Regions from separate parts of the Homo sapiens genome. Here region 1 is linked to region 2. A link is a loop called in an ENCODE intact Hi-C map of the cell type or tissue named here. Cell type or tissue: mammary epithelial cell. All regions are shown on one strand. Links, peaks and the distances in the headings refer to the core of each region. The heading gives the core; the rest is flanking DNA. Region 1 overlaps CUL2 (cullin 2). Region 2 overlaps PARD3 (par-3 family cell polarity regulator).

Region 1 (16,405 bases), core at 3,272-11,271, 360 kb after region 2:
CCTTTAGAACTAATTTCCACTTTCCAGAACATACAAGGAATAGAAAACAAATTTAAAAAAAAAAAAAATAAATCACAAATAAGTAATCCAAAGTACTGGATATTCTACAAGACAACTGGCCTGGTCTGTTCAAAACAGTGTGTCAAAGAATGCTGAGAAGTGGGGAGGTGGAAGGGAAATGTAACAACCAAATACAATTAGTGACCTCTGACAGTCAAGCAAGTCACCTTGGGACAGTCAGGGAAATTTGAATATGGACTGGACATTAGACAATACTAACATCCCTCCCTATTTTTAGCTGTTGGAATTATTTGAAAACAAAAGCAGGACAAATTTAGTCAATAGAATCGTTATCTTTTAAGGTATGCACAATGATATGGTGTTACTTTTATTCTGGCAAACACTAGTAACTACCAACACATACTATGATGTAGGGTTCACAAAATTCTAGCCTGATCCATACTATGTACTGTCTGGTGAAGTTTTTTTTATCTTCCTTGAGTTCATCATTTCTCAACGTGTCTTTCAGCAACTGACCAGCAATCTCTACAACTTCTTGCTCTGCCACAAATAAAACTTATTTATACAAAGACAGTGTAATGGTTTCTGTCACACTGTCTGGTTATATCTCTTTATCAAGTATCTGTATGTCTTTATCAAACTGTTCCTTATCGTTAATTCTATCCAAAGCCTTAGTCATAAATCCAGTGGAATTTTCAGGATTTTTCTCACTCTGTCACATCTGGCATCACAGATTGCTTCTTAAAATTCTTCCTCTGTTGGAAATACACTCTCAACACTCTCCTTTACGTAGCTTGGTTAAGTCCTATTCATTCTTTTTATTTTATGGGTTTTTTTTTTTTTTTTTCAAGACAGGGTCTCACTATGTTGCCCAGGCTGATCTTGAACTCCTGGGCTCAAGTGATACTCCTGCCTCAGCCTCCCACAGTGCTAGATTACTATGACCTTATTTAACCTTGATCACCTTCTCATGGACCTTAGGGGTTAGAGCTTCAACAGAAGACTTTGTAGGGAGCACATTACAGTCTCTGCAAGCCATGGACATGGTGACAATTTTATTCCATTCTAACTGCAGATTAAATTAACCTCCATGTTAATCTGCAGCATGTTTTCTTTCTTTCTTTCTTTCTTTTTTTTTTTTGAGACGGAGTCTTGCTCTGTCGCCCAGGCTGGAGTGCAGTGGCGTGATCTCGGCTCACTGCAATCTCCGCCACCCGGGTTCATGCCATTCTCCTGCCTCAGAGAATCTTATTTTCTGCACACTGCTGTGTATAAACATACATTTTTTTATATATGTATGTATATATATACACACACACACATACATACACACACACAAATATGTAGTGATAAAACTATATAGATGATATTTCCATAATTAATACATGTTTATATTAATGTCAATTTTAATGTATGAATATGTATTAAATAAAAACCCATTTCATTTACATATACATGTATATCCTTCCTTCCTTCCTTCTTTCATTTATTATTTTTTATTTTCATTTATTTATTTTCTTTTTGGGCCTGCCTGGTCTTCTCACTCTGGGCTCTGGTGACCTCAGCCTCCCAAGTAGCTGGGACTACAGGGATCTCTTAAGCCCGGGAGGCAGAGGCTAATGTGGGCTGTGATCGCGCACCTCCACTCCAGCTTACGTGAGGTGGGGTGAGGAGAGGCGAGGTGGGGTGAGGTGAGGCGAGGTGAGGTGAGGTGAGGTGAGGTGAGGTGGGGTGGGGTGAGGTGGGGTGAGGTGGGGTGAGGTGGGGTGAGGTGGGGCGAAGTGGGGCGAGGGGGCACCCGGCCCTATTAGCTCTTGAAAACAAGTTGAGATGTGATTTCCCCAGAAGACTTCCCTCGCAAGGACCTGACTGCCACCACCATTCTGTGATATGCCCTGGGCTGGCCTCTATCACATTCAAAACACCGTACTGTAACTATGTACGTATGTCTGTCTTCCTACTAGACATGAGTTTTTTTTGAGGGCCAAGGCTCTGTATTTTATTTCTGTCCACTTGGCGTTTAGAAGTACCTGAGACATAGAAAATGTTCTTTGAGTTGATCAATGAATTTTACAACAATAAAGAGAAGGAAACAGGCTCAAAGGAGTTAAGTAATTTGCTTAAGATTACACAGCTAATAAGTTGTGAGCTAATAACTCCAGCCACAGGTCTTCTGATTCTAAATTCCCCCAAACACCACCTTGTGCACCATCAACCATTTGTGAAGACTCTTCATTTACAATACAAAAATTAACCTTTTCTTGGGTATTCCATGAGCTGGGAATGTAGAAATAGACTAGGCAAGAATAATTTTCATTCTATGTTTAAGCAGAAGTAACAGGGGTTCTCAAGAAACAGAACTCTGAGAGATCTGTCCAGCCTCAGAGCCAGTGTTTTAAAGAAGTCCTGGAGCCTTAGGCCATATATGGGTAATCTAGAACAAGTATCTTCAATACACATAGCGTGTGAGAAACTTTTTGTTAAATGAATAAATGGAGAACAAAAATAAAATGAAAAATGTTGATCAAAGGGGACAAAGTTTCAGTTAGGACCAGTAAGTTCTGGAGATCTATCATATAGCATGGTGACTGTTAATCTACTGTGGAGTAAACTTGAAAATTACTGTGACAAGGCTGGGCACGGTGGCTCATGCCTGTAATCCCAGCACTTTAGGAGGCCGAGGTGGGTGGATCACGAGGTCAGGCGTTCGAGACCAGCCTGGCCAACATGGTGAAACACCGTCTCTACTAAAAATACAAAAATTAGCTGGGAGTGGTAGTGTGTGCCTGTAATCCCAGCTACTCAGAAGGCTGAGGCAGGAGAATCACTTGAACCCAGAAGGTGGAGGTTGCAGTGAGCCGAGATCGCCACTGCACTCCAGCCTGGGTGACAGAGCAAGACCCCATCTCAAAGAAAAAAAGAAAAAGAAAATTGCTGTGACAGTAATTGCTGTGACAGTAGATGTTAAATGCTCTCACCACAAATAAAGATAAGTGAGAAGCTACTTATGTTAATTAGCTTGAGTTAATCATTTTACAATATAAACATAACAAAGCATCACACTGTACACTGTAAACAGATACAATTTTTATGTGTCAATTGTATCTTATCAAAGTTGGGAAGAAAAACAACTCTAACTCCTGGTTTCACTGATAGGTCACAGGTGTTTTCAGTACCTTCGGTGACTCAAAACAAAAAAATAAACTTATAAGGTTCTCTTTCCAAAGGAAGTAACTATTTGGTTTTAACTAAAACACAAATAATATTAAATAAAAGAAATGAACAAACAAAAGAGCTCCCCAAATCAACTTATGTATCAGCTTAGAAATTTAGTATAGCTCAAAAACAGAAAGAAAGTTATTCTCTTTCCTATTTAGGTGATATTGGTGACTATTTTCAAACTAAATTCCAATGGCTAAAAAACTATGTGCATAAATTTATTTTCTTCTTATACACCACTGGTTGTTAAAATGAGCCCCTTACTAAAATTACTTTAGGAGACACATTGATTATTGCTGAAATAATGAGAATAACCAAGAATGTTTAAACTCCCCCAGACAGATATTCATGGAAAGTAAAAGCAAGCTAAATCGAACTGCACTAAGATATATTAGTTTTCTTAGGGGAAAAAAAAAAAATCTAAAACCCTGGTCCAGCATTTTTTTCTTAAAATCAATTATGTTTACTAAATGAAAATAGAACATATTGATTGACTGGTTGAGACAGGGTCTTGCTCTGTTGCCCAGGCTGGAGTGCAGTGGCACGATCATGGCTCACTGCAGCCTCCAGCTCGTGGGCTCAAGTGATCCTCCCATCTCAGCCTCTCGAGTAGCTGGGACTACAGGTGTGCTCCACCACGCCTGGCTAATTTTTGGATTTTTTAGTAGAGACAGGTTTTGTCATGTTGCCCAGGCTGGTCTCAAACTCCTGGGATTAAGTGACCCACCTGTCTCAGCCTCCCCAAGTGCTGGGGTTACAGGTGTGAGCCACTGCACCTAGCCAAAAGTCAAATTAAAATTTGACCTTTGACTACCACTAAGAGTATCAGTAAAAAATCTCATTTCAAAAATTATTTTAAAAATTAGAATGTCCAACTTGCTCAGTAAAGATCGACTTATATAAGTAATGCAAAATGTATTACTAATACAATGAGCCATCACGTTCCCAAGATGTAAATTAGTCAAATAAACACCAAGTATCATAGTTACTTGGATAAAGTAACTCTTGGGGAGGGGATAGAAAACATTTCCTAATAAAGGTTATGGCAAATGATTTTCTTGTACCATCTCTAAGAAATATTAGCATATATACCCTTTCCTTCTTGTACAAAGAAAAAGTGATTCAATGAACTTGTCAAAGCATAGTTTAGCAAAAAAAGAGAAAATTCAAGTGTCTGCTTTGGCTTACATCTTCAGGCAACTCCACACACAGTCCACAATAATTCAGGTATTAATCCTACTGTAAGTAAGTGGACTCCATTGTTCCAGAAAGAAGCAAAGGAAATTAGATTGTGATAAAAGTTTTTTAAAATTGGAAACTATTGAAAATTAAGTAGGACTTTCTGCAAAAAGCTTTACTATTGCATTCACTGCAGTATCACAAGTAAAAATCAAATGGTTAGGTCTCCTTATGATGCTATAATAAAGAAACTGGCAAGAGGATCTGGCATACTTAGAGAACAAGTTTCTAAGTGTGTCTGCCCCATCAAATGTGAGTTTCTAAATACATTTGCTAATGAAGTGGTTGGCTAGAGAAATGTAATAAATCAGTATAAAGTCAGAACATTTCTTTAAAAGCAGCAAGATTATAAACAGTGTAATTATAAAATACTATGAAAAAGTGCTATACTTGGATTTCATTGTTAGTTGCTTTAATGGGGAAAGGTTGATGGAGGAGAAAAGGTTAAAAACTGTAATTGGGCCATAGAAAACCTCTTTCTAAATTAATATAATCATCAGGTAAATTTCATTAAGCCAGATATAATTAAATGCATTTTACCTGTACACAGATAATGTAACCATGTAAGTTTCCTTCCACTGAAATGTTGGCTATAAAATAATTCAAACTGTAAAAAAAAAAAAAAAACACACATTATTTTTAGCTACTATAACTTGCCTAGTTAATTAACACAATACTACAAAAGCAATGAAAACCATTCATATTAGAAGAGACATTAAAGCCCATCTGGTTTACCTCCTTCTTTTACAGAGGAGAAAGCACGTTCCTGTGGTCCCTAATCAAGGCTATACACATATATTCCAGCTCTTTTAATTGACAACTTGTTCTAGAGTTCTCTCCACTAAACCACAGCACTGCAAATTTGACTTTCTGTATGACACAGTGATTCATTATCATTTCTGAATAATACTAACATGGACTTTATAAATTCTACTAACCAAACACAGCAACATATATATTTCACCATGAAAAGAGAAACCCTACCTTCATCTCTAATCTCCCATTTGCCAACATATAGCTTCCACATTCAATTAGACACAAATACGAAGTTTTAGGGTATATCTCTGGATTATTCTTTTGCTGATATTATTGTGAACAATTAAATTTAAATTCTATTAATGTAGCCTTCAAATTTTAAACATTCCTCCCTGGACTGAATGTGTAATTACAGAACAAAAATACAGAGTTCTTTTTTCTTTAATAAAGAGCTAGTATACAATAAAAAGTGGAAAAATGATACTGGATGTGAAAAAGATAAAAACTCAATTTCTTTATAAAACTAAAAAATAAACTGCATTATGCCAGTTCAGAATTCTGAATAAACTTTTAGCATGATGTACCATATATAACATACTTAAAGCTTTTATTTGTATATCAAACTTTACCTTTTGTACTTTAAAAAGGAAGTTCACATAAAGCAGTCAGCAATGACTGACCTATCAGCTATATTATGACCACTCCTTAACAGCAAAAGTTAATAGCTCCAGCCAAGAAAATGAGTCAATTCCTTCAGCAGTTACTCTAAGTTTGCCTAGTCCTGGGAAGCTGAAATATGTTGAGCCTATTTTCCCTCTAATGGTGCAGCATCCTCCTCTACCAGCAGATCCACCAATCCCTTTGCAGGATGAACAGGAGATGACTAGCACCTGGAATACTTCAGATTGCCTGCTTAGTTCTAATCCAGACAAACAGCAAATTGAAATATGTCATAAGAGGATTTCAGAAGTATGATCTGACTAACTAATAACTCCCAGGGATATCAATAAAATTCAATCACTACTATATAATTCACAATTTATAACACATTTACAATGAATCTGGACAAAAGCAAAATAAAAGTTAAAAAAACTTTCATTTTTTTCTCAAAACACTTTCGGAAATGAGAAATTCCAGCTTTAAAATGCTCATAATTTAAAGTGCAAAGCTGGCTTTAAAAGGTATATTCCAAGCTCTAAAAACATGTTTTACCTCTTCAGTAGTACTATTTGGTAAAGTTTTATTGACGATAATATCAATATGCCAAAAGAAGATACTGATTCATCCTTACATTTAAAATCTGACTACAAAGACTCTCGTATCTATAGCTAGTCAAGAACAAACAGACTCCAATAAATTCATCAATTCATATGGCACTACAAAGACCAAAGTTATAAAACCTTCCTTGATTATATCATTAAAATAATTGTGTTAGCAAAGCTTATTAGTAAAAAATATATGTTGACTAAACTTATTTTATTTTTTTAAATTTTATTATTATTATACTTTAAGTTTTAGGGTACATGTGCACAATGTGCAGGTTAGTTACATATGCATACATGTGCCATGCTGGTGTGCTGCACCCACTAACTCGTCATTTAGCATTAGGTATATCTCCTAATGCTATCCCTCCCCCCTCCTCCCAGACTAAACTTATTTTAAAATAAACAGGATAAAAAACAGCATTTTTCAAACACTGTTTAAGGGCATTAATTAGATCTCAAAGAGCCTTAAAAATTCAATGAGTTTATTTACCTTTAATAGATAGCTACATTAATATACACTACTTTAGATACTTTTTTTTTTTTTTTTTTTGAGGCGGAGTCTCGCTCTATCACCCAGGCTAAAGTGCAGTGGCGCAAACTCGGCTCACTGCAACCTCCACCTCCTGGGTTCAACCGATTCTCTTGCCTCAGCCTCCAGAGTAGCTGGGACTACAGGTGCATGCCACCATGCCCGGCTAATTTTTTCTATTTTTAGTAGAGACGGGGTTTCACTGTGTTAGCCAGGATGGTCTCAATCTCCTGACCTCATGATCCGCCCGCCTCGGCCTCCCAAGGTGCTGGGATTACAGGCGTGAGCCACCGCGCCCGGCAACTTTAGATACTTCTAATATTATTCAGGTTTTTGGCCTAGGTAAAAAAGAAATGTAACAATTAAGATTGACTGGCCTAAAGTATAAAATAAATTACTTTTAATTACAGCTTTAATTCCACAGTTTTGAGATACTTTGGTGTAAAATAAAGGTAATTCTTGATAGTTATATTTAAGATTAAGATGTAAAAAATGCAAATCATCACTAAGGCAGGATGGATTAATTTACATGAGAAAACTGTACACTATTAAGTATACAAATGGATTTCAATCCTATGTATCTGAAAACTTGGACTTACTAGAAAAAAAATAAAGGACAAACTCCCTCTACTGGTAATTGGAGACAATTCAAATGGAGAGAATAGTATTTTTGGAATCAGAATTTTACAGACAGAAACTCACTTCCTATTTGTAAATGGGGAAACTAAAACCTGAGGAAGACTATACATCAACAAATAAAGTTTAAAGAGTTAAAAACTATAAATAGAAAATAATTATTTCAAGGAAAGAGGAAAGAAAAAACTAAAGGAAAACTTCATTTCTGCCAGCTCCTATTCTCTCCCTTAATTTCAATCAGGGACACATGATATTTAAAAAGAAATGTAAAAGACTGCCAAGGCCAGGCATGGTGGCTCATGCCTGAAATCCCAGCACTTTGGGATGTATCCTTTCTGCAAAATTTGTAATAACCTTGGATTATAGTCTGCCCCATCCAATGAATGTCTGCACAAATGCTCTTCTTCACATAGTTTCTAAAATAGTCTGTGCTACAATCTCTTTTCAAAGAAGATGTAAGAAGTCCTAATTTAGCCTCCTATTCTGAAAGTCTATCATGCTTGCCTTCCTGAAACCTACCTGACTGGTTACAGGACTCTCCTCTATTAGTTATTACCACGAAACTAATAACCACTATCAATCACTGTTACTACTTACTCTACTAGCAGTTACTTCACATATATTTACCTACATTACAGGACAGAAATAAAAATATTACAAGGGCTGAATGAGGTATTTGGTCAAAATTCAAAAGGAAAACTGGTAAGTGATATTTTAGGTGTTGAATTCTAAGCTTTCTTCTGATATCAACATTTTTATAATTTAAAACTGCTTAATAGCAGATGATAGACTTACTCAGAATAAGAGACATGCTTTGACAAAGAACTGTATGACATTCTTCTTAGCATTTTAGTATCAATATTAGTAACTACAATAACTTACATTCTTCCTAAAGGGCAGACTGACTATAATTTCTGAATCTATTTTTATCACATGAACCCTTAAGACTCTGAAAAAATATTAAAGGTGATATAATATGAAGACAATTATTAAAATTCCTTTAGTCTTCTAATATATTTCCTGCAAACTTACCATCTGTACACTTTTTTCTAATTCCTGGGGAATTGCAAACGTAGATGAAGGAGCCTGAGTAAGAGGCCACGCACCAGCCTAGAAGGAAAAAAATAAAATAAAATAAGCTAAATGGATCAACATCTAAATTCAAAGTAAATATTTATTAAATAATCTAAGCATCTAAAACATTTTTTTCTTCCTCAAAATGTTGATGAAATCTGAGTATTTCTATCATGGCACATTTCATTCCAAACCAATAGGACCTTTTTTTGTTTTTTTTTTTTGAGATGGAGTCTCACTCCATCACCCAGGCTTCAATGCAGTGGCACGATCTCCGCTCACTGCAACCTCCGCCTCTGGGGTTCAAGCAATTCTCCTGCCTCTGCCTCCCCAGTAACTGGGATTACAGGCACGCACCACCACACCTGGCTAATTTTTGCATTTTTAGTAGAGACGGGTTTTCACATGTTGGCCAGGCTGGTCTGGAACTCCTGAGCTCAAGAGATCTGCCTGCTTTGGCCTCTGAAAGTGCTGGGATTACAGGCATAAGCCACCACGCCCAGCCCAAATCAATAGGACTTTAGAAGCCACAATCTACTCACAGAACCAAACGTAATCAGGCATCCATTTATGAATCATTTGTATCAACGTACTGAAATGATTAGTAAATGCTCATAGTAAAACACATATTCATACCTGTAGAACATATATTTGAAAACTAATTCCCAAATCTATTACTGTGTCTTGGTTTTTGATAAAATTGTTGAACTTATTGTTGAGATCAGCGCTGACACTCATATCTGTATACATCCGATGTAGCTTGCTGGTAAACTCATAACCACAGGCTTGCTATAAAAAAGTTTTAGAAAATACATGAATTCAAAAGAAAAATAATAAGTCATATTGGTTAATAATAATGTGTCGGTATTGCTAGGTCTTTGATCAAAGGTTCTTGCATATACACTTATACCCAAGGACTAGTAATATATTCTTCATAAGTCAAAGCAACTAATCAAAACCTTTCAAACTTTCTTTTTAAAGACGTATTTTAAATAAGTGAATAAAAACCACCTATCTAGGAACAATAAATCTCCCCTTAAACAAAAACTTTTTTATACATTCATCTCTTATTTCAGCACTGCAAAATGCCCCGTTACTATACATAAGATACCTTAAAAGGATTTTATGTTGTGTTTTGTTTTAAAGACTTGGGGTCTCACTGTTGCCCATGCTGCAACGCAGTGGCTATTCATTGGAGCCATCATGGTGCACTACAACTTCGAACACCTGGGCTCAAGTGATCCTCCTATCTCACTCTCCCAGTAGCTGGGACTATTGGCACATGCCACAGCTGCTGGCTCTTATAAGGTTTACAGATAGTATCAAATGAAAGATTACATAAATGATTACTGGGAATACTCCAGCCTGTAGTCAATTGAAAAAGTTCTATTTAGGCATATTTTTAATAGCATCTACTGAGTGCTGAAGAAAACTATTTCTTTAAAATTATTCAAAATTCTGTTGTTACCAGGTCAGAAAATCTGAATCTCTAATCTTGAAATATAAAAAGCTCATTAACACTACTTTTTTTTTGTAATTAATCTATTTAGAGGCAGGATCTTGCTCTGTCACTCAGGATGGAGTGCAGTGGTATGATCATGGCTCACAGCAGCCTTGATGTCCCAGGCTCCAGCAATCCTCCCACCTCAGCCACCTGAGTAACTGGGACTAGAGGAACACGCCACCAAGCCCAGCTAACTTTTGTATTTTTGGTAGAGACAGGGTTTTGCCATGTTTCCCAGGCTGGTCTTGAACTACTGAGCTCAAACAATCTACATGCCTTGGCCTCCCAAAGTGCTACTATTATAGGCATGAACCACCACACCTGGCCAACACTACTTTTAGAAATTAAAAATTAAGTTTCTTTTTGGAGGTTTAAAAAAGAGCACACAGCAACTGGGTGCAGTGGTGCACACCTATTGTCCCAGCTGCTCAGGAGGCTGAGGCGGGAGGATCGCTTGAGCCCAGGAGTTAGAGTCCAGCCTGGGCAACATAGTGAGACCCTATCTCTTAAAAAAAGAAAAAGGAAAAAAGGAATGCATATTATATTCAAAATGTCTACTATGCAAGAAAATTTATTGAATAACACAGGATAAATATGAACCTGCTACCACTTATCGGTATGTAAGCAAGCTGAAATGATGTAAAAATAAATTGAAATGGAATTGCACTCCAAAATCTGTACTTAAAGGAATATTTTAGGTGTATTCATTTATAAGTAGTAATAATCTTTTATCATTAATACTGATTATCTTGTGAATCTTCATATATAAACATATACATTTTGTCCTTTTAATACAGTATTTGTATATCCCACTGTGTGACTACACAAATACACATTTAACCAGATGAATTGTTTCCTGTTACTGTACACAATGCTGCAATGAACATCTTTATGTGCTTGTGAATGAATTTCTAGGACAATACCACATTAAAGACTTACATTACCTTTAATTTGTTGATCATGGCTTCTTCAGAGTCCATAGACATGGATAACCCATGAATTAAACGTTTTGCCAGCATTCTTGCGTAGAACTACATTTAAAAATATTTTAAAAGATTACTTCCTTTCTAATGATTTAGCATTCAGAAATAAAGTTGACCAAAATACAAATGAAACTTTTCTGTTCACAACATACCTTTTGAAAGACGTCCTTGTCATCAATGTATTTGAACACTGTGATGAAGCTCGTGAGCCTGTCTTCCACTTCATTCTCTGTCATCCCTTTCGCTGACTTCTTCAGTAAGTTGTCACAGTACTTAGCAAGCTCATGTAGAAATTGATAATAAATCTTACAAAGGGTGCTTCTGTATATATCACGCCTCAAAGGAGGCAAAGTGGTGATACAAGGTAAGATCAGCGGACAGAATTTTTGCTGTTTTTTTTAGAGACCGGGTCTTGCTCTGTTGCCAGGCTGGATTGCAGTGGACAAGATCATAGCTCACTGCAGCCTCAAACTCCTAGGCTCAAAGGATCCTCCTGCCTCAGCCTCCCAAGTAGTTGGGACTACAGGCATGCACAACCACACCAGGCTTCTAAAGCTTTATGTAATAATCATAAATGTAAACTAAATAAAATATACATCATAAGGTAAATTTTTAAAAAGAACAAGTCAAATATCAAATCATCACTTATTGACCAATAAAGCAACTGATATAAGTAATACAAATTTTTAAAAGAACACCTAGGTGAGTTTCGAGTGGTTTTATAATTTTTGACATTGAACAAGTACTTTAAAAAAAAGTTACAAAAATCTTGTAAGCAAGTTTCCTTCAAAGGTTACCCAAACTTTATCATCAGATTTCCTTTAGATTTCAGATGTAACAGAATCTACATGAAAAGTATTGCAAATTATTTCAAAGTAGATATACATTAAAACCCAAACTTTGTAAAATGGTTATTCTTTAAGACACATAGTATATTGCATTCCTTACATAAATGCCAAACTATATACAATGTAGATAATTTTCCTTCTATTTTTCTGAAAAATGCTACAAAAACCAAATTAATTTGATATTCTGAGTTCTCATTTTCTAATACTGACTTTTCATAAGATTACTTTTCAGCAACCACCAAACTTACCAGTTCAGGTGCTTTGCAAACAGACTTAGGTTCTCTGTAATTTACAACTGACGTAAGGGCCTGAATAAAAAAACACGCCATAATTAACCACCAGCCATAGGGAAAAAGTACAGCTAGTTCAATATAAGCCATAATCTGTACATCCAAAAATTACCCCGCCACATAAAACACAGCATTGCCGGTAGTTTGTTAATATTTTCATGCCTAACATGGTAGACTCCTCTGACTTTATTCTCTAATTACAAAATATCTATATATCCTGTTGCTATTCCAAGATATTCTGTAACTCATTATCGAAATTTGAACAGATAAAATAACGTTACTTAAAAAAAAACTTACAATCTTGTAAGCAGCTTTCCTTTAACGTATGCAAAAGTTCATGTAAAACATATCTATTCTCTTTTCAAATATTATTCAATATAGCCTAAGTATTATGGCCAAAGAAAAAAAATCAGTACTAAAAATTGCAAAATTATGCATGTCTATCCAGAACATATCAGATTAAAAATTCCCCTTATATAGCATAATCACGGGACATTCTACAAGCATTCAATTTAACTATTCAGTTAATAATTTAAAAATTATATTATTTCTATTTTGAATTTCATATCAAAATTACTTAATCTCCATGTCTACATCAGAAACCTCATACTAGAATTCTGATCTTGAAACTGCCTAAAGAATGATAGAGTTTTATGTACATATATAGTATATATGTATTTAAAACTTACCTTATCCAACGCACTCATAAAATGCTGATCACCATTCAAAACAGTGTTGATAAGCTGAACAAATTTACCATGCACTTCCAAAACTGACTCCACAAATAGTGTTGGCATCTAAAAATGAAATATAAGTACAAAACCACATTTTAAGAGGTTCAAGGATATCCAAACTATGAGGTTTATTAGACTTATTAGTAAATTTTTCCTCAAGGAAATTATGTTTCACACATGCACACTTCTCAGAAAATGGTTTTAGCTAAGACGGTCTTAGAAATTTACAACTTTGGTGTTGAAGGCTGGGCACAGTGGCTCACACCTGTAATCCCAGCACTTCTGGGAGGCTGAGGCGGGCGGATCATGAGGTCAGGAGATCGAGACCATCCTGGCCAACACGGTGAAACCCCGTCTCTACTAAAAATACAAAAAAATTAGCCAGACGTGGTGGCGTCCACCTGTAATCCCAGCTACACGGGAGGCTGAGGCAGGGGAACTGCTGGAACCAGGGAGGTGGAGGTTGCAGTGAGCAGAGATCGCACCACTGCACTCCAGCTTGGGCGACAGAGTGAGACTCCGTCTCAGAAAAACAACAACAACAACAAAAAAAAAAAAAAAGGAAGAAAGAAAATAGCTTGTCATTCAACACAACAAGCTGTCATAGACTGTCTAGTACCTGTCAGAAGAACCCACCAAAAGCATACTTTTCTACTGTGTTGGAATAACTTATCTTAAGGATAACAAGACCTGAACTACCAGGTCTATCACTTTCATAGAGGCTTAAATAAGCAAAGACTGCCTGCAAAGTCACTAAAGGCTGAGAGAAAGGAGAGTTAAAAAGCCAATAATCCTGAGAACAGAGACCCCTTGAACTCGGCAAGACAATCCCTCACATCTCAGAGAGAAGAAATACCTAATAGTACAAAAGTGAGTTTTCCCTCTTAATGGAGATAACCATGAAGAAGTTACTACCTAAGACTTAACTAAGTCAGTTGGATTTGAGTCTACCACAAATGTATTCACTTATGTTTCCATCTCCCAGCCTTGACACAAAATTCGATGCTTCTATGCCCAATGTCATTGGACATGGAATCTATAAACGTAATAATGTAAACTAGTAAGTTTGACAAATAATAGAGTAATAAACCTGAATACTATAAACTAATAGTTCTACAAAAAATAGAAAACTGTGGTAAAGGGAATTTGAAGAAATAAAAAAATAGAAAACTTACACATTATTGTGGCATAACATAAAAACTAAAAATTATTACTTGCCAAAAACCAATCTGCAGCTAAGGTAACAGCCTCTAAAAAGTGCTCCTGAACAGTGACGTCTATACACAGATACTATCTTATAGATGAAGGGCAAACAGCTCTACTTAAGAAGAGACAGTAACATTTGAAGTTATTTCTCTCTTGCTCATCAAACATTACCAGTAATAACAAGATTTGGTGATGGGAAAGACAAACTGTTACAGTACAAACTGTTACAGTCATGTGATTGGCAAAGTATTCGAGAAAGATGAGTATTAGGGATATGAGGGTTATTGTTTTGGGTATTTGGGGCAGCAAGCATATACTTACAGAAGATTATTTTAATCTAAATTTGCTTCCTGGACAACCAAATTCAGAGGATATGGAAAGGAGGCAAATTGCAAGTCGTCTATATTACCACTGATTAATACTACTACCATGACAACAAACTACGTTATCAATGCCAATTACACAAAAACACAGTTATTTAAAAATGGCGAGCTTATTTTCCTGTGGAAAGTTAACAACTGTTCAATGGACACCCTCCGTATGGCTAAGCAGCAGCCTATCAATAGCTTTCTAATAATCTGATAATTCCAAAATGAGTCCAACAAATTCTAGGTTTAAAACATTTGAATAAAGACATTTCTTTCGTTGGCATGGTAAGACTTTTTCTTTCATCTTTCAAAACAATAAAGTCAAAGGAAAGGCTCCACGCTGGATCTGATTAGGAGGAAAACATTGCAGTTTCCCACACAACTCACGTTTTCCTGAGTAAGGTTGCTGGTTGCTCGAAGGCCCTCATCATGGATGTGGTTTTGCAGCTCCTGAATCATATGAGGTAAACCAGTGGACACAGCACGGAGTAAGACGTACATATTTGCCATGTCTGAGAGGAAAAAGACATCTGAGGGTTAACTCCCAAATATTTTCATTTATTAGGTAATATATGGATCCAAGTGCAGGAGTACAATATACGGATCCAAGTGCAGAGCACCCAGAGAAAAGTCCCCCATGCCCACCTCCCAGCCACCCAAGCCCCTCTCCCCACAGGAAAGGGATGTGGTTATTTAACATCTTCCCAAAGATATTTTGTGCAAATTCAAGTGAATACATATATTCTTCCCTTTGCCCCTTTTAATACAGTGTACTGTATTTTGTATATTATTTGTAGCTTCAGAACACATTTTAACTTAGTGGTCTTTTCCTATCAGTACACAAAGCATTTCTATGTATTTTACAGCTGCACAGTACTCCATTATGTGGATATAATTTCTTAACAACTGATGGAAATTTAGGTGGTTTCCAGTCTCTTGATATTGCAATGTTGCAATCAATAATCTTATACATGAGCAAGAATATATGCAATATAAGTTCCCAAAAGTGAGGTTACTGTGTCAAAGTTTAATCTTGTAGACAGATCCTTCTAACCACAGCTGCCAACAGCAGAGAGTTCCTTTGCCAACAATGTGTTGCCAAATGTTTTGATCTCTAACACTGGGAGGTGAATAATGATCTCTCAGTGTAGTAGGTTTAATTTTAAACGTTTCATTAAAGCATCATACATATACAGAAAAGTATACAAACCATAAGTGTATATCTTACTGAATTATCACAAGTGAACACACAACACACCCATGTAATCACACGCAGGATAAGAAACAGGCATTACCTACACCCAGGAGTCCCCTTCATGCCTCCTTCCAATCACACACTCTTGCTCCTCTGCAAAGGTAACCACTGCTGTGACTTCTAAATCACAGATGAGTTTGAACTACGTATAAAAATGGGATCACACAATTCTTTCGTGTCTGGCTTCTTGTGTTCAACATGTGTATAAGGATCATCTATGTTGTTGTGCATGGCTTTAATTTGTTCATTTCCACTCCTCTATAATATTCCATTGTATGAATATACTGTACTATTCTACAGTAACTGGACATTTGAGCTGTTCCAGTTTATGGAGCTATTACAAACACTACTATGAACATTCCTGTATGTCTTTTTGTATATATGTCCAGGCATTGGCAGTGGGGAGGTAAAGCTGGGGGGTGGTTATATGTTTAGGAGAACTGCTGGATCATAAAATATGCATAATATATCCCACTTA
Region 2 (16,405 bases), core at 5,683-13,682:
CTAAAGATGTAATTATAGATGCTCAAGTTTTCGTACTATTGAAGTACATTAATTAAAACTTGGCACAGTTGAAATCAGAGAACATATGAAAGGAGAGTGACGTGCATTTCATATCGAGGGTAGCATAATTATTACTTTTGATAAAGATGTTCGGAAGAAGGCGAGAGTGCTGTGCCTGTAATAACCTTAATCATCATTCAATACAAAAGAACCAATCCATCAAAATCCAAAAGGATTTGCTTATTGTTATGCTTTTAGAAAGCTCATCAGGTATTTCCAAAAGCTTCCTAATGACAATAATTAAACATCTGGTAATGGTGACCTACTTGTGGCTGCTGAACTTCCTTGGATAGTCTTTTCCATTAATTATGTACATGCTGGGAACTGAGAGAGAATTTACATTATGAATAATAACTCAGGGCCGCAGGAGAAGTCAGAAACCGACAGGGGCAACTCCCTGCTGTCCTCACTGCTATCTGTATTAAGGCCTTGTTAGCGCTCTTGTATTTGGGAACAGATGCTACATAAAAATTGCAAAAGCATCAAGCTAAGGCATGCATGCATCTTGATGTAAACATGTTGTGAGGAAACAGCCTTCTAATAAACATTCAACACTGTGCCTAAGGGAGAGAAGAGACAAGCTGTCACATTTTCTACTTTTTACTCTGTGTAGAATTACGATCTGATGCAAACTTTGACCCTAAACTTATCAAATAAGGCCCAGGTCTGTTCTAGCCTTGGCAATTGCATAAATAAGAAAAGCCAGATCACAGCTGGGCACGATGGCTCATGTCCGTAATTCCAGCACCTCTGGGAGGGCTGATTGAGGCCATAAGTTTGAGATCAGCCTGGGCAACAGAGGAGATCCCACCTCTACCAAAAAAAAAAAAGTCAGAAAAGCCAGATCGAGAACATGCACACTTTCAAACATTTCATAGTTCCTTAAATTTCAGGGTGAAATGGGAGAGAAAGGTAGGAACTGAGACAATGATGTTTGTATTGGCCTGAAATTCATCTGGTGATGAAATAATTATTGTCCAAAAAAAAAGTCTACTTCGATCTATTTGACAATCACCTGATAACCATTTATTCTCATTGGATCTGTGTCCTTCCCCAAAGCCACATGATTTTAGTAATTAACACATCACTGTCACCTTTCTGCTTCTCAGTTTTGTTTTGTTTGTTTGTTTGTTTGTTTGTTTTGAGACGGAGTCTTGTTCTGTTGCCCAGACTGGAGTACAGTGGCACGATCTTGGCTCACTGCAACCTCCGCCTCCTGGGTTCAAGTGATTCTCCTGTCTCAGCCTCCCGAGTAGCTGGGATTACAGGCACACGCCACCACGCCTGGCTAATTTTTGTATTTTTAGTAGAGACGTGGTTTCGCCATGTTGGCCAAGCTGGTCTCAAATTCCTGACCTCAGGTGATCCGCCTGCCTGGGCCTCCCAAAGTGCTGGGATTACAGGCACGAGCCACCACACCTAGCCACTTCTCAGCTTTTTAAGAGATCAACAGCCAGGCGCGGTGGCTCACGCCTATAATCCCAGCACTTTGGGAGGCCGAGGTGGGCGGATCACGAGGTCAGGAGATCGAGACTGTCCTAGCTAACACAGTGAAACCCTGTCTCTACTGAAAATACAAAAAATTAGCCGGGCGTGGTTGCAGGCACCTGTAGTCCCAGCTACTTGGGAGGCTGAGGCAGGAGAATGGCCTGAACCTGGGAGGCGGAGCTTCCAGTGAGCCGAGATTGCGCCACTGCACTCCAGCCTGGGCGACAGATCAAGACTCCGTCTCAAAAAAAAAAAAAAGAATCCACAACATAAGTGGATTTATTCAAATGTTTTTTTAAAAATGTGTTTTATACCTTTTGGTAAAGATGTAAAAATAAGTACTAGTACTAATAACTAGATACTATTTTAAATTACAATATTCCTTAGAATAAATTCAATTTGCTGAATTCTGAATATCATTTAATAAATGCCAAAAATAAGGTCAGGATCGAGTAAGGAAAACAAATCACAAAACAAATCCTTAATATAAGGAAGAGGGTAAACAGGTAACTGCAGCACACCTACCACCCGCGGAACTGAGGAAATTCGGTTATGAGAACCTGAAGCTTGAAGGCGGCACCAGGGGCAGACGGTACCCACCCTCCGAGGAGAAGATGCTGGGGGCTGGGGCTGAGGCTGAGGCTGAGGCATGAGGAGCTTAGCAGAAGGACCTCGGTGCTGATTCTGTTAAGGGGGCCTAAAGATGTGGACAGGGGGAAAAAATCTAAAAACGAGAAGGAACTGCCAATTAATGACTATTGCTGGGCAATGCAGACAGGAACAGGAAGCAAACAAGGGCCATGTCCCCCCTCCTGCCTGCCAGGCTCCAGCTCCCTCTAAAGCTCCAGGGAGCAGCTAGCAAAGGAGACGTCTCCTCGAAAAGCAGAGCACAAATGGCTGAACTGCAGCTGAGAAATAACAACTTAATCCTGGTGCATTCTGAGCCTCAATTTCCTCACCTATAAAATGGACAAAACACCAGAGCCCATTCACAGAGTTCACCACGTGTGTTAAAATAAGTACAGCATTTATAATTGTGCATGTCACAGAAGACATGCTAAATTTATATATATTATTTTCAAAGTGTTTTAGTTTCTACAATTTCACTGCTTAGAATTTACCTACAAATTCCATGTTCTTAGTGAAGAGTAAGGCAATGCAAGCGCACACACAGTACTGGCTTGGTACACACCCTCAGGAATCAGATCCTGAAAGGCACACCCAGCACAAAGTGAGGAACCAGGAAACCTGCACCTCCCAAGAGGCTCTGCCTCCAAGGAGCCTTGACACACAGGACAAACCAACACATGTCATCTGCCCTGAGTTTCCTCCACTAAATAACAGAGCAAGAATAAAATTATTTCTAAGGGTTTTGTTCCCAACATTTAAAAATGTTAATTACAAAAACTTTTTAGTTTTTTTAATGATCTAATTTGCCACACTTGCAAAAAAGTAGAGAGGATAATTTATTGAACTCCTATGTATCACTCACTCAGCTGTAGTAATTATTAATCTTCGCCAAAACTGTTTCATTGCTTCACTTTTTTTATTTTTGGCTGGGGTATTTTAAAGGAAGTGCCACTCACATTGTAGCACCCAGAGGCCATTTCTTAATGGTTCATAGGATAATGCTAGATGATACATAATAACATGTAAATGAAGACATAATAGCATACATGAATAAAGGTGTATGAATTCTTTTCCTTAAGGTACACATCTAGATCACTTTTTATTTTCCCCCCACTGTGAATCAATTTACATTTTTAATGTAAAAGGATGGTGAAAATGACTCCACTGAAAAAGCCACCAAGCTCCACTCAGGATAATACTATTAATTTCTAATTCATACCACCTGACTCAGTAAAGCCTTACTTCTCTTCTTCCTGTAGTGCAAGTTAGGTACCTAGTTAGAACCTGTTTTACTAAGCCAGGCCATCTAGGTTATAAAACACAAACCCAAGGGCCTTCAATGGTAGGTACTTTTTGCTTCCGCGCATGCATTTTCTTCCCTAGAAATAATCCATTCAAAGGTTATTTACATTAGCCACAAACTAGAATTAGCATCTTCATTTTCATAAAATGAATTTACCAAAAAGTACTCAGAAATCTCTCAGAATTTATTTAACTTTGTGGAAGGCAGAAAACATATTAATTTAAAATGCATATGTTTTCCCCAAATCTTCCCCTCTATTGTTGAAATAACCCATAACATCAATAACTCTAAGAAAACACAATGTAAACTGTAACCTAAAATACTAGCCAAACATAGCTACATATTACATGCAATTTTTCCCCTGCCTCTCCCTCCATTGTGTGTATTTCTCTCCCAACTCCAATTATTGGGAGAAGATAATTTTATAATTTGAAACTACAATTTCTAAACATTTCCTTGATTTTAATTAAAGCTTATCTCAGGACAGAAGTTTAGGTAACAACAAATAATATCTAGATAAATACTTACATTATCTATGCTTATTTTTCTCTAAAAAGGGGCAATTTAAAAGTTAGAATAAAATTTTAGTACATAAAGAACATCTTTAACACAGGGGTATTTTCAAAGGAGCTTACACAGATGTATGTCACTGTGCACGGGGCTGCACTACACACCTGGGTTTAAGGGAGCCTCGGAGGGCATGGCCATGTACACAGCAGCCCTCATCACACGGATGCTGAAATGCACAGCAAAACCGGGCAAATAGCCATGCATTTCAGAATAAAGTGTATCTGTCATCCGCTCACTGACCTGAATGCACACCAACGCATGTGTGAATGGACAATTCTCAGGGTTAGAAAGTGTAAGTTCAGCAACCACTAGGCATCCTTTTGGCTGAAGTTGCCAACACCAGATTCCATCAGTACCAAATAGGATAGCAATTCCTGCACAGCAAGAATGCAAGGAACTAAGGCACAAAACAGAAGCTATGCTTGGCTGTTTCCAGACTGGAAAATTATTTTAAAACATCACACAGAAATATTGTGTTTCATTATAATTTTTTAAATTTTTTTTGGTTGTGTGCCAATTTATCCCTAATACTCAATACTACCACTGAGAAGCTGAATCTACTGACATAATGAAATAGTAATGTAAATAAATGTTACTTTTTTAAAAATAGAATTGACAACATTCTTTTCTTTTGCACATTAAATTCACTTTTTACATGGGGCAGAAACACTCAGATTATGACTAATGGGACTGGTGGAGATAGTTTGAGGATTCTGTGTAACAGAGCGGTTTTCAGCTTTTGACATAACATAGCCCTTCAGAGCATCATGGGAATCTCAGTTTTTTAAAAAAGTCATTTTTAATTGAAGCTATAATCACTCTACTTGAGAAACAAGGAACAAAACGATGCATTTCTTGTACCCAATGTGCTGACAAAGCTAACTCATCTATAATTAATAAAGGAACAGTTTATTATGAAACAATACAGAGTTTCAAAAATGCTAAAAGAAATGTACAAATAAAGTACCTCGGGACATTTATACAGTGCAAATGTCAAACTTTTGTATTGATCATGCCTGATTAGGGTCCTTTTCCCCAAATTTGATGAAAGAACATGAATTGGCTAACCACCACTCTGATGGCCTGATGGGTTAATCAATACAAAGCAACCTGGGAGGGGAAAAACGGGCAAATCTATTTTCTACGGAGGTTAGAAAAAGCAAGTTAGAGCTATTAGTAGAGCCGGATGTTTTATTGCATAGAATAAAGGGGGAAGAAGCAAGAATGAACATGACCTATTTATTCATCTGCAGCAAAAATTGGGCCTGGCTATGGTCCATCCATCATCTGGCCTTCATCCAGATTCAATGGTCTATAATTAAAGAATCACAAAGATCAGAATTGTTATCAAATGTTGGGCAAAACAGCTGTCAAAGGAGGGACCGCCCAGACAGTAAATGAGATAAGAGGCTCTGACTTTGAGACAAGCCCTTCAGTGTGGAAGGTGGGGCATTTTATCCAATCAATGTTAGATAAAGGTTCCCAATCATGGAGTAGTGCAGCAGTCCAAGAAAGAGGCAGATTTCTACCTTGAAAGCCCCACTGGAAAGAAGGTCCTGCAGCCAGATCCTGCATGTAAGCACCCTGGGGAGATGGTTAAATTCTGCTCCTTTGACCTGCAGGCCTAACCGTGAAGGCTACTACTGGGCAGGGAGCTACTTAAGACAACTGCTCGGCTGACATCTCGGAGTGCCTAAAATGAACTTCTGGCCCTTTCATCAGTATTCCTCATTCTCAAAATGTTCCCTTTCCCCAACATCACCCATCATCAGAAAAATGCAAATCAAAACTACAATGAGATATCATCTCACCACAGTTAAAATGGCTTTTACCCAAAAGACAGGTAATAACAAAGGCTGGCAAGGATGTGGAGAAAAAGAAAACCTCATACACTGTTGGTAGGAATGTAAATTAGTACAACCACAATAGAAAACCATTTGGAGGTTCCTTAAAAACTAAAAATAGAGCTATCACATGATCCAGCAATCACACTGCTGGGTATATAACCTAAAGAAAGGAAATCAGTACATCAAAGAGGTATCTGCACTCCTATGTTCATTGCAGCACTATTCACAATAGCCAAGATTTGGAAGCAAACTAAGTTTCCATCAACAGATGAATGAATAAAGAAAATCTGGTACATACACACAATGGAGTACTATTCAGCCATAAAAAAGAATGAGATCAGCCAGGTGCGATGGCTCGCACCTGTAATCCCAGCACTTTGGGAGGCAGAGGTGAGAGGATCACTTGAACCAGGAGTTTGAGACCAGCCTGGCCAACATGGTGAAACCCCATCTCTACTAAAAATACAAAAATTAGCCCAGCGTGGTATTAGATGCCTGTAATTCCAGCTACTCGGGAGGCTGGGGCAAGAGAATCCCTTGAACCTGGGAGACCAATGTTGCAGTGAGGTGAGATAGTGCCACTGCACTCCAGCCTGGGTGACAGTGAGAAACTGTCTCAGAAAAAAAAAAAAAAAGAATCAAACTGAAGATCATCATCTTAAGTGAAACAAGCCAGGCACAGAAAGACAAACATTGCATGTTCTCACTCATTTGTGGGAGCTAAAAATTAAAACAACTGAAATCATGGAAATAGAGAGTAGATGATGGTTACCAGAGGCTGGGAAGGGTGTGGGGCTGGGAGCAGGGGAGTGGAGTTAATGAGTACAAAAATACAGTTAGAAAGAATGAATAAGAACTAATATTTCCTAGCAGAGCAGGGTGACTATAGGCAACAATAATTTCATTGTACATTTAAAATAACTAAAAGAGGCCAGGTGCAGAGGCTCATGCCTGTAATCCTAGCACTTTGGGAGGGCCAGGGCGGGTAGATTGCCTGAGCTCAGGAGTTCAAGACCAGCCCGGGCAACATGGCAAAGCCCCATCTCTACTAAAAATACAAAAAAAATAGCCAGGCGTAGTAGTGCATGCCTGTAATCTTAGCTACTCGGGAGGCTGAGGCAGGAGAATTGCTTGAACTCGGGAGGCGGAGATTGCAGTGAGAGGAGATCGCACCATTGCACTCCAGCCTGGGCAACAGAGCTTTGTAACACGAAGGATAAATGCTTGGGGTAGATATCCCACTTAATCTCATGTGGTTATTAGTCATCACATGCCTGTACCGAAATATTTCTTATGCCCCATAAATATACACACCTAATACGTATCCACAAAAATAAAAAATTTTTAAAAAAAGTTCCTTCTCTACTTCCAAGCATCTGATTTTAGACGAAGATGGAGCTGACAGGCCCACTGAACACAGTGGGGTGGCACCCTGTTTATGCTTCAGAGGTTCCAGAAGTGTCAAACATTTTAAAGAAGCTGTGTCATTCTTCTATTCATCCACAAAACTTTTCATTTCCCCCTCAGTTTTTGTTATTCCCAAAGAATTCTTTAAAAGAAAAAAAAAAACAGAACATGTATTCCATGACCAATCACTGAAATTCTGAAGATGAGGTGCAGTAGCTGGCCCTTGGGTCTGGGTGCTGTCCTTCACGGAGCCCAGGCCTGAATCTGTAGTGTACAATGTTTAGGCGCCTCATTCAACCAGCCCTGGTGTTGCTTCGTCTTTTCGCCTTGGCACTCCAGTTCTGCCTTCTCTTGGCTTAGCAGGTTGGGGCCTCAGGGCCGCAGCAGCACAGGGAGTGTGTCCAGCTGCGATGTTTCCCTAAGGATGACACTCCCTTCCTCATCTCGCTTCTGCCGCCGAGACCAAAGAGACCAGAGGTGGGAGTTCTTTTTAATATATTTGGTTATGTCACTGTCTGAATCAATAGCAAAGGCAATCGAAAACCTTTTTCTTTTTTCTTTTGAGACAGAGTCTCGAACTGTTGCCCAGGCTGGAGTGCAGTAGCGTGATCTCGGCTCACTGCAACCTCCACCTCCCAGGTTCAAGCGATTCTCCTGCCTCAGCCTACCAAGTAGCTGGGATTACAGGTGTGCACCCCCAGGCCCGGCTCATTTTTGTATTTTTAGTAGAGGTGGGGTTTCACCATGTTGGTCAGGCTGGTCTCAAAATCCTGACCTTGTGATCCGCCCACCTCAGCCTCCCAAAGTGCTGGGATTATAGGCGTAAGCCACTGCACCTGGCCTTTTTTGAGAAGGTGTCTCCCTGTGTTGCCCGGGCTGGAGTGCGGTGGTATCTCAGCTCACAGCAGCCTCTGCCTCCCGGGTTCCAGAGATTCTCCTGCCTCAGCCTCCTGGGTAGCTGGGATTACAGGCATGTGCCACCACACCCAGCTAATTTTTGTATTTTTAGTAGAGACAGGGTTTCACCATGTTGGCCAGGCTGGTCTCGAACTCCTGACCTTAGGTAATCTGCCCACTTTGGCCTCCCAAAGTGCTGAGATTACAGACCTGAGCCACCATGCCTGGCCCAGAAACCTTTTTCTTAGTCAAATTAGCAATTGCTACAGTCTGTCACTTCAGACAAGGCTGTGAAGAGGTGTGTGCCGGACAGGTCTTAGCATGTAGAATGTTGAATCCCCTTCTCTGATTCACTTCTCTTCTATGATGGCTTACAGAGAATTTGTAGACAGTACAGAACTGCTTCCTGGTGTGCATGTGTGTGGTGTGTGTGAAGAGAGAGGGAGAGACAGAGACAGGGAGGGAAAGAGAGGGGGAGAGGGAGGGGGATCCTACTGAATAGAGGCAATATAAGTAAAACCACAATTACAAAGTTTTTTTTAAAATAAAAAAAATCTGCCTAACTTTTCATGCCTAATACAATCAAAGTTATTAATAATTAAGATTTCCAGAACGTGTTTATTAAAATAGTAATTCAAATAAGCTAGGGGATAATCATACTAAAAAAGAAATTCTAAGGCTGGGCGCACCTCATGCCTGTAATCCCAGCACTTTGGGAGGCCGAGGCAGGTGGATCACCTGAGGTCGGGAGTTCGAGACCAGCCTGACCAACATGGAGAAGCCCTGTATCTGCTGAAAAAAACAAACAAAAAAAAATAGCCAGGCGTGGTGGCACATGCCTGTAATCCCAGCTCCTCAGGAGGCTGAGGTAGGAGAATCACTTGAACCTGGGAGGTAGAGGTTGCAGTGAGCTGAGATTGTGCCGTTGCACTCCAGCCTGGGCAACAAGAGCAAAACTACATCACAAAAAAATTTTAAAAATTTTTAAAAAAAAGAAATTCTGGGCCTGGCACGGTGCTCACACCTGTAATCCCAACACTTTGGGATGGCGAGGCAGGCGGATCACGAGGTCAGGGGTTCCAGACCAGCCTGGCCAATATGGTGAAACCCCACCTCTACTAAAAATACAGAAATTAGCCTGGCATGGTGGCACGTGCCTATAGTTCCAGCTACTCAGGAGGCTGAAGCAGAAGAATCACTTGAACCCAGGAGGCGGAGGTTGCAGTGAGCCAAGACGGCGCCACTGCACTCCAGCCTGGGCTTTTTGAGACTTCGTCTCAATTAAAGAACAGAACAGAACAGAACAGAACAGAACAGAACAGAACAGAACAGAACAGAACAGAACAGAACAAAAAGAAAAGAAAAGAAAAGATTAGATTCTAGGCCAGGCGTTCACACCTATAATTCTAGCACCACGGGAGGCCAAGGCAAGGGGCTTACTTGAAGCCAGGAGTTTGAGATCAGCTTGACAACCAAGTGAGACCCTGACTCTACCAAAAAAAAAATTAAATTAAATTAGCCAGGCATGGTGGCATATGCCTGTAGTCCCAGCTACTTGGAAGGCTGAAGGCTGATGCGGGAGGATGGCTGAGCCCAGGAAGCTGCAGTAAGCCAGGATTACACCAGTGCACTCTAGCCTGGATGACAGAGCAAGATCTTATCAAAAAAAAAAAAGCCAATTCTCAAAGAAAAATCCCCATTTAAGTATAGAAGGTATATTACTGAACTCCGGCATGTACATATTCATACCATGCTGACTAATTACATGGCTGATCAAGCAGCCAGAAACTGATCCTGATTCCAATTACTATTGAGTTTCTTCATGATACAGAATAAAAATGTCTGAGAATCTCAAGTTCTCCATGCTCCTTGACAAAGCTTAGAAGTTAATTCAGTATTACCACTAGACTCTAGGTGGCACTCGAGGAATTGCTCAAGAAAACCCCGAGCACATTGCCAGATACTTAGGTCCACCCTTACTAACGTCCAGGAGTCCACAAAAGGATTCCTCATGTGTTGTACTTCTGCTTCTGGACTCCTTCGCCTCACCCTCAGCCCTCCAGGCAGGAAGAGAGGGACAGGGCAGGCACACCTAACATGGGATTGACAGTTCCAAAACCTGAAGCCTTCAGTTTTCAATCTGACCTTGTTTGGAGGACCTAATTTGGAAACCAGACCTTGATTTGCATACAGAACCTTCCACCTCACCTACCCCTCCCCCTAAAAAAAAAAAAAAAAAAAATATATATATATATATATATACACACACACACACACACACAAACATACATTTCAGACCTTTTAGAATATTTCAGATATATTCTAAACTTGGCTGGGCACAGTGAGTCATGCCTTGTAATCCCAGCACTTTGGGAGACCAGGGCGGGTGGATCACCTGAGGCCAGAAGTTTGGTATCAGCCTGGCCAACGTGGTGAAACCCTGTCTCTACTAGAAATACAAAAATTAGCCGACGTGGTGGCGCATGCCTATAATCCCAGCTACTCAGTAGGCTGAGACAGGAGAATCGCTTGAACACGGGAGGCGGAGGTTGCAGTGAGCTGAGATGACACCACTGCACTCCAGCCTGGCCAACATAGAACAGGTAGTGTATAACAAGATTATTGATACATAAGTTGAGAAATAGGTTAGAAAATCCAAGAACAAAATCCAAACATTAAAATGAACAAATCATCTGCAGCAAATCTAGATAGCTAGTAGGAGTGATCTTTCTGCTAAAGAAATGCCAATAGGTCAAAAATAAAAGTTTCATTTCTAAAGAAAGAACAGACCAAACCCCAAGTGTCATTCCACAAGGTTTCACAAAGCACATCTGTCAATGTCTAAAGCATCCCAGAGGCAGTGGTGGGGAGATCAATGGTGCCTTTCTCTGCAGTGGCATTTACCACGGTGTTACTGATAGTGCAGGAATTTAAGGCTACAAAATTGTCACCTATTCATCACTGAACCATAAAAACACAATGGGGAAAAAAGATATTTGATAGCCTTTGGCACTGAAAAATGCCTAATGATTTAAGATGATTTTGTTTCTAGCCATATTGGAAAAGTATTTGCTAGATGATTCTAAGCATTAAGGCATTCACATAGGGGTGATATCGGACAAACTCATCTTTCTAGTCCAGGCCAGTAAGACCAGCCCCAAAATTGACAGCCAGCTTGAATAGGCATGGCAAATTAAGCAGAATATAAATATCAGCCACTGAGGCTAATGTTTATTTTTAAATTCCACAAGAAACAAATAATATTGTGATGACATTATTAAGGATAACACATCATGCTAAGCTCCATTCTCCTCCGTGCAGCCTGAAGGAGAAACCATCTGCTGCTTTAATGTTCCAAAGTTACATAAAGGGGAATGAGAAGAAGGGATGTTCTTAAACTAGGGGAAGAGGAGGTGCAGTACACTAATGGTGCATGTCTCCTGCTCAGCCTTTAACTTCCTGCATGGAGTGAGGATGGATACGGATTGTCCTCAAGCGGCCTGAAATGGTCAAGGTGGAAAAATAAGCAAGACAGTAACTACCACGGGTTCGTAAATGCAAGAAAAAAACAGCTAAGCAACAAATAATTCCTCATCTGCAACAACTACAAATGAAAACCATCAAGACTCCAGGACTATGTGCCGAGACAAGCCTCTTTTCTGGCAAATGTCTTGACCTTATCAAAAAAGCTCAGTAAATTTCTTGGCCTTATCAAAAAAGTTCTGTGGTTACTAGCATAAAAATACCTTCCTCTGGAGAACCCTTCTCTTTTCATTATAGTATTGTCTATCATGAGATTTTGTGGGTGCTCTCTACCTGATATAACCTGCTCAGTGCAACTGAATCATAGTCACTGCATCATATCAAAGTTTTGAACTAGGAGTCAGTCATCTATCACAGTTCACATCCATGTGAGTAGCTTCAAGAGAGTTCAAAATCCAGGAAGAGCAGAGAGAGGAAGATGAAAAACAGACGTCTCTCCTCCTCCAAACCTGGCTCTATAGCATTATTCTGACTCCCACAATATATATATTCAAACACAGGAAGAAGAAAACACTCCAAAGCCTTTTATCTTCAAAGATATATCTTATGGTACATATTTAATTTTCATTGATAAGCAAAAGAAGAAAAACTTGGCCAGGCACAGTGGCTCATGCCTATAATCACAGTACTTTTGGATGCTGCAGTGGGAAGATCGCTTGAGCCCAGGAGTTCAAGACCAGGCTGGGCAACATAGCAAAACCCCGTCTCTACTAAAAATTTTTAAAAGTTTGATTTTTTTTTTTAAGAGAAACTTATTTGCATAATAGGACCTTCTCAAAGCAAAGATAGATTGGGTATTAATTCATTTCCATTCCATTCATTCATTCATTCAACAAATGTTTACTGAATGCTTATGAGCATTGTTCTAGGACATGGGGATACAGCAGTGAACAGAACAGATTAAAACAGGTGGGAATGTAAATTAGTACAAACTCTATGAAAAACAGCATGGAGATTTCCCAAAGAACTAAAATTACAACTACCATTTGATCCAGCAATCCCACTACTAGGTATCTACCCAAAGGAAAAGAAGTCATTATATCAAAAAGATACCTGCACTCATATATGTATCTCAGCACTAGTCACAATAGCAAAGATAGGGAATCAACCTAAGTGTCCAACAACAGATGACTAGATAAAAGAAAATGTGGTATACAGACACAATAGAATACTATTCAGCCATAAAAAAGAATGAAATCATGTCTTGCAGCAATATTGATGGAACTGGAGGCCATTATCCAAAGTGAAACAACTCAGAAAGTCAAATACCACACGTTCTCACTTATAAATGGGAGCTAAATAATGTATACACACGGACACAGAGTGTGGAATGATAGACGGTGGAGACTCAGGAGGATGGGAGGGGGTGAAGGATGGGAAAGTACTTAATGGGTACAGCAACATATTGAATGATGGTTAAAAGCCAAGAATTCACCACCACACAATATATCCATGTAACGAAACTGCACTTGTATTCCTTACGTTTACACAATTTTAAAAACATTAAAAAAAAACAGAAAAAATTACCTTACCTACTAACAAAATTATGCACCGTAAGAGAGAAGCAGGTGATAATTTGCTTGCAACAAATGAAAAGGAACTGGACCCTTCTCACAAAATACTGATTTTCACATAATTTAATGACTTGATGTTCTGAGTATCTGCATTAAAATGTGATTTAAAAAAAAATTTAAGGTATCTGACACCTCACATGGTCCTCTAACATAGGTACAAAAACATATTCCAAAAGGATGTATTTAAAATTTGGCTTTCAATCCTATGATAAAAGTAAAATTCTACTAGGAAGAATAAAAATATAGTACTCTTTGACAAAGCTACACCTATGTGTCTAAAAGATTTATAGTGAAAAGGTCATTCAAAGTTAGATAACCAGAAAATGGCTAACACGAACAAAGTCACAGGTTATGTTAGCAGGGCTGAGAGATTCTTTATTAGTAACCAGGTTAAAGACTTGTATATTGACTTTTTAATTTTGACCCCAAAGCAGGTGGCTTATCCGTGCTCTTATCACGTATAAAGACCATCTCTCTGGCCTGGGAATCTGAGCAGCATTTGGCGGCTAGCCTCCCAACTCCATGCACACGCACCTCTGTGCAGCTGCAGGTGCTTCCTCAGAACTTGAGAAGCCTCAAAACACAAGGGACGCCTTCACGAAAGCTGACACCAATACCAGCCAGCGCGTGCACACCGGCTCGCCAGGCCGCCGCTGGCTCTCAGGCAGGTGATCTGCACCACTATGCTTCTGATTTCTTACTGGGGTGAGCACAGGGCATATGCTCAAATGCCACTGGCTTCTTTCTCAAATCTGTCACTAAACAGTTCTATTATCTTCATATCGCCTGGTGCTCTAGACTTCAGTTTCTTCACCTGGCAATGTTTAGGCTGGATTCACTTTGGGACCTTTGCGGGAGGAAGTGAGGGTACCTGACTAGCCCCAACCCCATCCCACTACCACTGGAGATTCTGATTCAGCGAGTCCTGAGTGGTTTCTGGGCATCTATGGGGTGGGATGTATGAGTGTGTGCATGTTTTAGAGTATCTATAAGCACCTAGTGAAACCATGGTTAAGAAATCCTACACTAAATGACAAAGTCAAATCAAGCTGTAAGAATTCAGGGTCCAATCCAATTCCATCCGTGAACAGTTGCAATCCCTTCCCTTGATCAAAGAACTTTGTTGTTGGTTTTGTTTATGCTTTCAATCTTGTTTTTAAGACACAAACAGGGAAGGAACTTGGATCATCATCAACCTGAAGTTGTGTGTACCTGAACCTCCCAGAAAAGACAAGAATACATTTCTACCTCCTCATTTTACAACTGATTACTTCAGCAACACATCGGCGGCCATCAAGTTTTACTAAATTGAGACCAGACCAACTCCAGAGTCATCGGACAGAGGCAGATGAGGTAGCATCTGGCTAGAGAGATGGCGGGCACCTGTCAATGGCTGCTCTTGCAAAAGTTACTGAGACTCGCAGTAAGAATTACAGCCTTCAAATCAAAAGAAATAAGCGTTTAGGCTGCAACACACAGCATAAGACAGTTGCTGTGGGACTTTGCCTGTGAATATAATTTCTGTTGCAATGTCATGGTTCCAATGGAAGTGGAGAAGCATTATAAAGAAATAGTTAACTGCTTTCTGCTTTTAAGAAACAGGTTTGAGTCAGGTAACCCAAATATATCGATAGATATTCTAACGATATAAAATGTTGATTTTGGTAGGGAAAAATAAAGTGATGCACGCAAGTCAAACTTTCCCATTAAATAGGATGCATTTAAAACCTCCTTCCTCAAGTAACACATTCATCTAGGCCACAACGTTGAAATCTTAATTTTAAAAAAACTTTAAAATTCTTTGGCATTTCATATTAAAACATAGTGGTAAAAAAACTAAGAAATCTTATATGCATCACAGCAATGAATACAATCTTTCAAACTGCAGAAGAAAATTAAAATCAAGAAAAATACCAAGGAGTTGCTATCACCATACAAGGCTACAAGATAAATTTAAACATCAAGAAAAGCAGAAACTGAAAGGGGTAAAATGCTTGCCAAAATAAGATTATATGTATTTCCACATCAGGGAGAATTCTTTTCACAGTTAATGTAAGTTGTTCTATCTATCGCAAAGATCAGCATTAACTGTACAATCTGTACTTCTGCAAGAATTCAGAAGTAGCACTCCTAAGGTAAAAAAGAAGTAGGTCATGAATTACAAAAACATGCTTTACAGTTTTAAAGATATAACTCTAGATTTACATATCACAAAAAACTGGGTTTAGTTACATATGATTTTTATTCAAAAGGATAACCTTGGAGGCCAAGGTGTGAGGATTGCTGGAGGACAGGCATTCAAGATCAGCCTGGGCAACATAGGGAGACCCCATCTGTACAAAAAGTGAAAAATTAGCCAGGTATGATGGTGCATGCCTGTCAGCTACTGGGAGACTGAGGCAGAAGGATCACCCGAGCCCAGGAGTTCGAGGCTGCAGTGAGCCATGATGACGCTACTACACTCCAGCCTGGGTGACAGAGGAGGATTCTGTTTTTTCAAAAAAGAATAACCTCTCTCCCTTTCACGACTGCCATTAGTATTTATGCATAATTTTCATCTTTCTCACCCACAATTAAGATCGAGTACAACCCTGAAAACTTTTAAAGCACAAATTAACATAAATTACAGTGCAGCTGGTTCACAACCCAAAAAGGTAAACAAAAAATTTACCACCAGCTGAGCACCCACTCATTCTAACCAAGCAGCTACAGGTTCCCAGGCAGCATGCTCCATTCATTCTGATCTTACAGAAACAGCTCCTCGCTGTGATCATGTAATCATGTAACTAACAGTTCTCAATATGTACCGTGTTTCCTAACTTTAACTGCATTATATCCACTTTGTATTAATAAACACATGAACGGCCCAGTGCATTGGCTCATGCCTGTAATCCCAGCACTTTGAGAGGCCAAGGCAGGAGGACTGCTCGAGGTCAGGAGTTCGAGGTTCCAGTGAGCTATGATCACACTACTGAGCTCTGGCCTGGGCAACAGAGCGAGGCCCTATTTCTAAAAACACATAACCAGTATGCTCCTTGTAGAAGAACTGTTGCCTTTCAGGAAATATGTATTAATCCTCTAACTAT

The links. Hi-C counts contacts between places; a loop is a spot of excess contacts. Peaks named below come from ENCODE experiments on the same cell type or tissue, not always from the same donor. Only the 100,000 strongest peaks of a DNase experiment are listed, where the experiment ranks them.
Region 1: a loop joins it to region 2, with 6 times the contacts of the local background. A loop is called at or near these places in 36 of 110 quality-filtered maps.

The regions. Positions count from the first base shown.
Region 1 is chr10:35,020,113-35,036,517 of GRCh38, forward strand. It overlaps CUL2 (cullin 2), which reads right to left. Exons shown (of 21, transcript NM_003591.4): 10 at 15,060-15,184; 11 at 13,054-13,161; 12 at 12,323-12,382; 13 at 11,379-11,507; 14 at 11,188-11,274; 15 at 9,376-9,528; 16 at 8,698-8,775; 17 at 5,020-5,086. Among named protein-coding and RNA genes, the nearest start is that of MIR3611, 51 kb to the right of the region's middle. In mammary epithelial cell, for the core only: a CTCF peak has its summit at 7,655 (motif pointing left); a DNase peak (open chromatin) is centred at 5,969; H3K27ac peaks cover 737 bases.
Region 2 is chr10:34,656,354-34,672,758 of GRCh38, forward strand. The region is part of intron 2 of PARD3 (par-3 family cell polarity regulator); the gene reads right to left. It also overlaps the pseudogene RPL37P18. Among named protein-coding and RNA genes, the nearest start is that of PARD3, 150 kb to the right of the region's middle. In mammary epithelial cell, for the core only: a CTCF peak has its summit at 10,116 (motif pointing right); DNase peaks (open chromatin) are centred at 8,538, 10,148 and 10,598; H3K27ac peaks cover 1,852 bases.